Linked DNA regions of Homo sapiens: region 2 is linked to region 1. Evidence: read pairs that join two places in POLR2A ChIA-PET (ENCODE). Cell type or tissue: GM12878. All regions are shown on one strand.

What was found. Peaks named below come from ENCODE experiments on the same cell type or tissue, not always from the same donor. Only the 100,000 strongest peaks of a DNase experiment are listed, where the experiment ranks them.
Region 2: POLR2A ChIA-PET joins it to region 1 with 6 read pairs; 1 of 35 experiments calls an interaction of 5 or more read pairs at or near these places.

Annotation. Positions count from the first base shown.
Region 1 is chr5:89,312,178-89,316,177 of GRCh38, forward strand. The region is part of intron 7 of MEF2C-AS1 (MEF2C antisense RNA 1); the gene reads left to right. Among named protein-coding and RNA genes, the nearest start is that of LINC02161, 270 kb to the right of the region's middle. RefSeq lists enhancers at 1,362-1,451, 1,522-1,971. In GM12878, no CTCF peak of the experiment used is centred here; a DNase peak (open chromatin) is centred at 1,954; H3K27ac peaks cover 4,000 bases.
Region 2 is chr5:89,069,315-89,073,314 of GRCh38, forward strand. All of the region lies in intron 3 of MEF2C-AS1 (MEF2C antisense RNA 1), which reads left to right. Among named protein-coding and RNA genes, the nearest start is that of MEF2C-AS1, 190 kb to the left of the region's middle. RefSeq lists silencers at 338-632, 2,885-2,934. In GM12878, no CTCF peak of the experiment used is centred here; DNase peaks (open chromatin) are centred at 2,337 and 2,813; H3K4me3 peaks cover 966 bases; H3K27ac peaks cover 2,426 bases.

The DNA of each region.
Region 1 (4,000 bases):
GCAGTCATATCAAAAAGAAAATGGACCATGTTTTCCTTTATGGCAGAGATGGTGACAATTCTTCACTTGACTTTTTCTATTAAAAACAGCCCACAACCAGTAAACGGCAGGTTCTTTTAACCAAAAAGTTATAAAGCTTGAACACACAATTCAACAGCCAAAGTGGATAATTAACTCACTCCTGCAGTGACATGTTTTAAATGGTGTGCTTTTCTATCTGTTATATCTACCCAAAGACAATATTCAGGATTTTTCCACCTACGACTTTGTCTCTTAATAAATTGTATAGGAAACTTTTGTATGCTCCTCTCTAAAATAGCATACCAACTTCAAAATTTCCTTAGATGGCATGCTGATTACTTAAGAACATCATTTACAAATTATTTGCCAAGTTATTTTTATAAACTGGAGTTTCTGCTGGGGGAAATTACTTTAAATGTTTGGCTGACTTGGGCCTCCAACAAATAGTGCTTGTCTATAAATATTAAACAATCATATGAATATGGAGCTGAAAATCTGAATTATACCTATGCCATGGGATTTATTATCCTCCTCTAAAGATGTCTGGGGTATGGAGGCTAAAAGATCTATTGCAAAGCCTGTATTATTCATTGAGAAAAATCCACTGAGGACCGTGACTTGAAAGTTTTGCAACTTTTGAGTACTTTTACATGAAAGCAGATTTCTTATCAAAAAAGAAGAAAATGCTGAAATATTAGTGCTGCCTTTAAAGATATCTTTTATTAGGATGGATTTTGAATCTAATATATAAAATCTGAAATATCAATTTGGGGGATTTGTAATGTTAGTCTTTGTTTGTTTTTGTTGAATGGTTTAAGAACAAAAGATTAACCTGAAAAAAGCCACATTGAAGGGGATGGATTTTGTTCAGCATAGCTTGGGCTGTAGAAAGGCTTGTGGGCATTTCTCACTCTCACTTGGCATTGTCTCAGAGGCCTGATCACAAGTGGTCAGGGATTCATAAGTGGATGGATTGTCTCTTCGTTTTGTCATCAATGGCCTGTGACCTTGGCAACCATTCATCCAGTAGTGTTTCTGTTGGTGTTTAATGATCATGGAATGTGAGAACACGATGGTTAAGAGCATGGTCTAGGAGCTGGGCTGCCTGGTTTGAATCACTGCTCTGCCACCTAAGAGCTCTGTAATTTGGAGCAAGTTATTTAACCTCTCTGAATCAGTTTCCTCACCTGTAAAACTGGTATAAGAGTAAGTAATACCTTCCTCTTTAGGTTTTGAGGAATGAACCATTCAATATTTTAAAGAACTTAGAATATTGCCTGGCATAGATTTAACAGCATCAGGTGTGCTAGTTATTACTTGCTCTGTAACCTCAGCAATCAACACAATAAACAAAATAACTGGCATATGGTGAACACTCAATACATTCTGAATGAGCAGCTAATGACGTTTTGATTCATCTAGAAACAAGCAAAAGAAATCAACTGTAGTGGGTTAAATAATTTTCAGCTTACTACACACCTGAATCTAGTTCATTTTGTCTGATTCTATGGTCTTAGTGAACTTAGAATTGCTCTAACCTTAGACTCTTCTTATAAATCTTCTCTTATTGTGCTAAACCAAACGCTCTTGAACTCTAGAATTCAGTTTGCTCTTCAGAGAGACTGAATATAATGCACTTCAGAATGCCTGTGTAACTGAACACATAGTGACCACCTGGGCTCCTATCCTTTTCTCAAGAATGGGGGTAGAGGCTGCTCAGGCTTCATTCTGAGGCTCTGTTGTTACTGCCACTATAATTAGAACCAGGGGGACTTCCAGTTATGACTCATCCTAACCCTAGCTCACTGGATATGGTCAGAACCCATTAGGCTGAAGAACATAGCAAGTCAAATCCTTACTTGACTCACCCCTTTTGGCTCCTACTGAAGGTAGTGCATTATCTTCTCTAGTGTCTAATCTCACCATTGGTCTTTTCTTCCTCTTTCCACCCACAAAGTGCAACGTGAGCTGTATGGCAGTCTGACTAGCTACTGTTTTTCTTCAAGGGCTGATGTTCTTAGCTGAGGTGGGTTGTCTAAGTAACAGAGCCCCATCCCCTATGCACATTACTGAGTAATAGTTTCTGGGAGACTGTGGAAACTATGCAGTATTGGCATAATAGATCAAGACTTTCATCAACATAAAAGGAAAGGAATTACAAGGTACTTGCTGACAGGGAATTGTAGCTTGATAGGGCACTCAGGGGGCAGATACACTAAAAGCATTTTGGCACAGTGAAGTGTATTTCCTGGACAGATGTGTTCCATTTGTGAGGGAAGGGCCTCGCACTTCTCACCAGTTCTAACATGCCAGCTACAAGTAAGATGAAGCCTTGTGTGTCAGCTACCGTTATCACAGGAAGTTCAATGTTGTCACCCCCTTAAGGTGACATTACTTCAAGAAAACCAGACCAGAATTGTCTTCAGAGAAGAAGGCAGTGATTCCATTTTTGTTTAGTGTTTTCTTCTCTCAGATTGGCAGTCGGGTCACGTTAAAAGTGGCAATGTTTTGTTTGGTGTGTAAGCTTATAAAACCCTGGCCATTTCAGCACACAGCTTCTTTTTTGCCTTTTACAATTTTTTCTTATAAACTCCAAGTATATTAGTATTATTGACATTCAGAAGGGCTAGCTTACGAAAGTGTTGCTCAGAAAAAATGGGGATATTGTCTCAAAGAGAAGAAAGAACGCTTAATAAAATAAATCTTAACATTTCAATGGAATCATAATATATATATATATTTTCTATTGTTGTGCATGAGAAAATCTGGGAGGTAGAAGTTATTTTCCTCTAATTTTCACACTGCCTATAATTTTTCAGTTTTTCCTGATGCCCAATATTTTCTTTAGAGCTGAATAAGTAGATTCAGAGATTCTCTTAACCCAGAGAGCCCCTTTTCAACATCAAGTCTAATAAGGAGGCCCCAGACATAACTATAGTGTCCCAGACTGCCCTTTTATACTAGACGAAAGGTAAAACGAGCCGATCAAGTAACAAATTACAAATTGATGCAGGCAGTGAGAACAGAAGCCTGGTTTTCTGCCCTGTAATGTCTGCATAAAAGTGGAGAATATGGTTAAAAACATTGGCGACAGCCAGTTACCGGAATAGCTAGCACTTCCAGGAACAAATGCATTCCTAATGAATTTGTGGACACTGCATTTACCGCAACAACAGCAGGTTTTCTCACACATGCACTCCACAGCACCCGCCTGCGCAGGGTTTATTGACCTTCAGCAAACACTGATGGGAGAGCGGGCTGCCAGAGAGTGAGAGGCAGAGAGCCATCCAAAACATCTTGGAAAGGCCTCTGAGAGAAATTTTTAGTGTTTAGAAGACATACTCTTCTTCCTTCTGCCAAAAGTCATTTTTCTGTTAAAGGATTCAGAGAGTGAAAAAATATTATATGGTTTTCTAATGACATAGTCACACAATCCCTTCCAAGCCCACAATACCTGCCGAGATTTTGTCTCATTCTAAGGCTGCTCTTGTTTCTTGATTGTAGTATAAACATATCTTCTGACTGACTGAGAAGGGCTTTTCTTCTTTCACTGCTCATTTACATGGTTTTGTAATCTTCATGTGTATTAAACAGTAAGTGTGGCATGAAGAAGTATGTTTCCATAGGACATAACCTTACATAAACACTAAATAATCTGGACCTTGGAACTAATTGGCCAGAGAACAGTTCCCGCCCCCGCCCCCACAATCTGGCTAAAACTAGATGAACCAAAGTCATCAAAGTATGTTTTACTTATTTCGAAGTCACTGGCTGACTCACCTTTGGATACTGATGGTAAGAAGTCAATATGGGCCGTGCACAGTGGCTCACACCTGGTGGGATTGCTTGAATCCAGGAGTTCACGACCAGCCTGGGCAACATAATGATACCTCATCTGTACAAAAAAAAAAAAAAAAAAAAAAAAAAAAAAGCTGGGCATGGTGGTGCATGATTGTAGTCCCAGCTATAGCTACTTGGG
Region 2 (4,000 bases), 240 kb before region 1:
TTTACTAAATTGTGTTGTTTTTAAGTGACATAGATGTCCTATCATACATCGAAATGCATGAATTACCTCCTTGTAGGCATTGCATAAATGACAGCATAGTCCAATTACAGATTTTAAATATTACTCAGATTTTGTACATGCTACATTGTAACTGTCAGTGGATGGTTAACATCAGCACATTTCTAATGTATCACAATCCTGTTATTTAATTATACTTAAAACTTGGATTCATCAAAACTGGTATTTAGAAAAAGAACAAATATAATTGACATGAGACATCCAAGTAAATAATCATTGAATTTAGATATTTTTGAAGGTTGCTTAGATTTCTGTTCTACAATTTTGCTGAGAATTTATTTTACACTAAGGAATGTCTTTGGGTTATTTGCAGCTGTTGTGGCCTGGCCTTGCCCTGTTAGTGGTGATCTGTGGGAAGAGAAGGAGACAAATTGTGACACTGTCCCTTATCAAAGGACCACACAGTTGTTCGCCACGTTGACTCCATGATGGATAGTTATCTTGAGGCTTGATGGACATAAGGCTAAAAGTTCAGAGAAAAAGAGTGCAGGATCCCAGTAGCTCCTTGCTATTGACACTTACTTGATAATGTGGGTTTAATCAATCTTCTTTATTGTCTTTAGCTTCAGTTTTGTTTTCTTTTCCAGCTTCATTTTTCCCATCTCATCAGATTGACATGCAAAAAAAAAGTCTAAAGAGAAAAAAGACAAAAACTTCTGTTGTTGTGAATATACTGGAGACAGACGCAGTCCTATATACATATTCTTTGTACATAACATTTTCTGTGCATAACATGTGAACATATATATTTGTTTTAAGTTTTAATCTGATGAGTGGTTAGAGAAAGAAAAATAGATTTTTATGATCAAAAGTCGAATAATAATATTTACCTTGAGGAAAGATATTGTTCTTAAAGTATTTTGTTTCCTTTTTTTAGTGACCGAAGAATTTTATTCATTTTAATGTTTATGGACATGATATTTTAAATTTTAAGTTTAGCATACAGTCCATGAAGCCCATCTGACAAGGAATTAATAACCAGAATATCTAAGGAGCTCAAACAACTCTATAATAGGAAAAAAAATCTGATAATCTGATCAAAAAAGGGCAAAAGATTTCAATATATTTTGTTTGCTTTTGAGAAGCAGCACATTATCAATTACTGATCATTCAATTTTACATGTTTTCTAAACATTTGCTTTAGTTTAATATCTAGTTTATTAGATATTACATTGAAATAATTACTTCTGTATCCAAATATGGTGAATTTTTATTTGGTTGTCAGAGATTGATAAATTAACTTAAAACCGACTGCTTCTGCCGTGACTGAATTCTTCAAACAGAAGAATAGAAGGAGAAAGTCCCTGTGTTTTTTATGAACTTTTTGTTTGTTTTAATTTTTATTTTCCTTATAAGTTCTGGGGTACATGTGCAGGATGTGCAAGTTTGTTACATAGGTAAACGTGTGCCATGGTGGTTTGCTGCACCTATCAACCCATCACCTAGGTATTAAGCTCAGCATGTATTGGCTACTTTTCCTAATGCTCTCTCCCTTCTCCTACTCCACCCCCTGACAGGCCCCAGTATGTGTTGTTCCCCTCCCGTGTCCATGTGTTCTCTCTGTTCAGCTCCCACTTATAATTGAGAACGTGTGGTGCTTTCCATGAAATTTTATTTCCCCACTTAGTACATGGGATGGATGGGAGAAATAATATATTTTTCACAATTTTTTTTTTAGTATTTGAGAACATTTTTTGTCAGCTTTATTGAGCTATAACTTACACAAAATAAAATTCACCAATTTTGAGAGTACAATTTGATGAGTTTTAACAAATGTATACAGTCATATTACCACTACTAGAATCATGATATGGAACATTTCCATTACCACCCCAAACTTTCACTGTGCCCCTTTGTAGTCTTTACGCTGACCCACATTCCCTGGCTGCTGGTATCTACTGAAAAATGTGGATGACTGTACACATTTACATATCGTCCATGTACAAATGCCATGCTAATCTCTGTATTATTGCTATTGTGCTGCCCATATGGGTGCTTAAAACATTTTTAGAAGTAAGACCCATGGCTGTATATTAATTTGTTATTTTTTTGTAGCATTCATTTAGTAAATCTTCTAAGATGCTATTTCTAATAGTAGGTTAGAAATATACTGTCAGCCCTCTCAGAAAAGAAAAGTCAGCAGTTTCATGCCATGCACAGCATAATATAAAGCTTGAAATACTGCCTGGTCTCATGTCCAACTCATATCTCTTTTTGAAGCATTGAGGTGTTAATTAATAACTAGATTTACTTAGTCACCTAGTATTTTTTTCTTAGTCATCTAATAATAGTTACATTGCTGAGTTTTTGAAACCAAAAGTTGATTGACTCGATGCCTAAGTTAACCACTTTGTTATTTTTTTTAAAAGTTAGAAGGCACAAAGAACTGATGAAATACAGCTTCTAAAGTGTAGAAGAGAAAAGAAAGGCAATTTATTTTACCCTTCTTCTGGTTTGGCAAATGACTAAAAAGAAGGAAACAATAAGTGTGTGAAAATTGCTGTATATACCCTCGGCTGACAGTTTTGTTTTTTTTTTTTATTATAGGTGAAGAGATTTTAAGTGTAAGAGCACTGTTCATTGTGTACAAATACAAAGCATTCTTATTGTTGGGCATTATCAGTACACATACACTACACTGTGTAGATAATTTTAGTCATAATGAATATAGCATTTCATTTATTAGATTGAGAGGTTTTTTCAACTAAAAATAGGTGAGTATAAATGAAACCAGAATACATGTGTGTGCGCCCATGAAATTGGAAATGAATGAGAATCTGCTATAAATACTTGTTGTGCTCATATCTTAAAGTATGACTGTAACCATTTAGTTACTTGCAGTCATTTGTGTCTGGCTGTTTTAAAGAAGTTTTCTATTAAGAAAATTGAAAATATTAATATATCAATATTGAAATATTAATAAGGTATTGATATTTTGCTGATGTGTTAAATGTATCATATTGCAGTAGAGACACAATTGTTTACAGTGTAGATTTCAAAACAAATTTTTAATACATCACTTGCAAAACAAATTATTTAATGAAAGATGGGGAGCAGCTATAGAGGGAAAGCAATGATTTTTGAAAACATTTTTTTAACTTCTATGCATTTTTATTTTACTTCTATCTGTTTACCTCTTTCTATTTATAAGGCACATCCTCCAAATAATCCCTAGAGATTTACATTCTTTCTTTGGCAAGCACAAATAGAAAATGTCAGCTACACAAGAGTGAGAACCTATATTACCTTTCTGGAGTTATTTAGAAAAGGAGTGAAATTTAATTTGCATTACTCTTTGTGTACATATTCCGAAAGAGCTTACTCCCTGAACCTCAAATCTCTAAACTCAGGATTTCCTAGTGATTTGAGACTTATAAGGAGCTCAAAGTGTTTGAGAACTCCAGAGAAAGCTTACTCCTATTATTTTCTCATTAAAATGCAGGAGCCCCAAGGGATGCAGTTTTATACAGATAAATTTTAGATAAATATCTGAACTTCTGGGCATATTTGAACCCACGTTATGAATCACGCACAGTTCTGTCAACTCTAGTAAGAACCCAAAGTATAATATTAACTTCTCATCCGTATGCTTCTTTTCCAGAGTCTCTTTGTCTTCGCCTTAAGCACATCCAAGCTCAGTAGCACACATTGTAATCAAGCTCAGTGTTGTAAAGAATGAAAAATATTGAAAGGTGAATGTAACTGCTAATATTTCATGCAACACTTGCCCTTTGTAATAGCACTTGGCCACCCACATCAGCAGCATGGGTGTGAGCTACATCTGTTCTTCCGTCGCAGTGTCTTTCCTAAACCGAGGGGTTGTTCCTGTGGTTTATTGCTGCCACATGGTTGGCATTGTTATTTCATAACCTAAAGCCCCTTCTTATTTCCTGCTTTGCCCCTGAAACCTTCACTCCTGCAT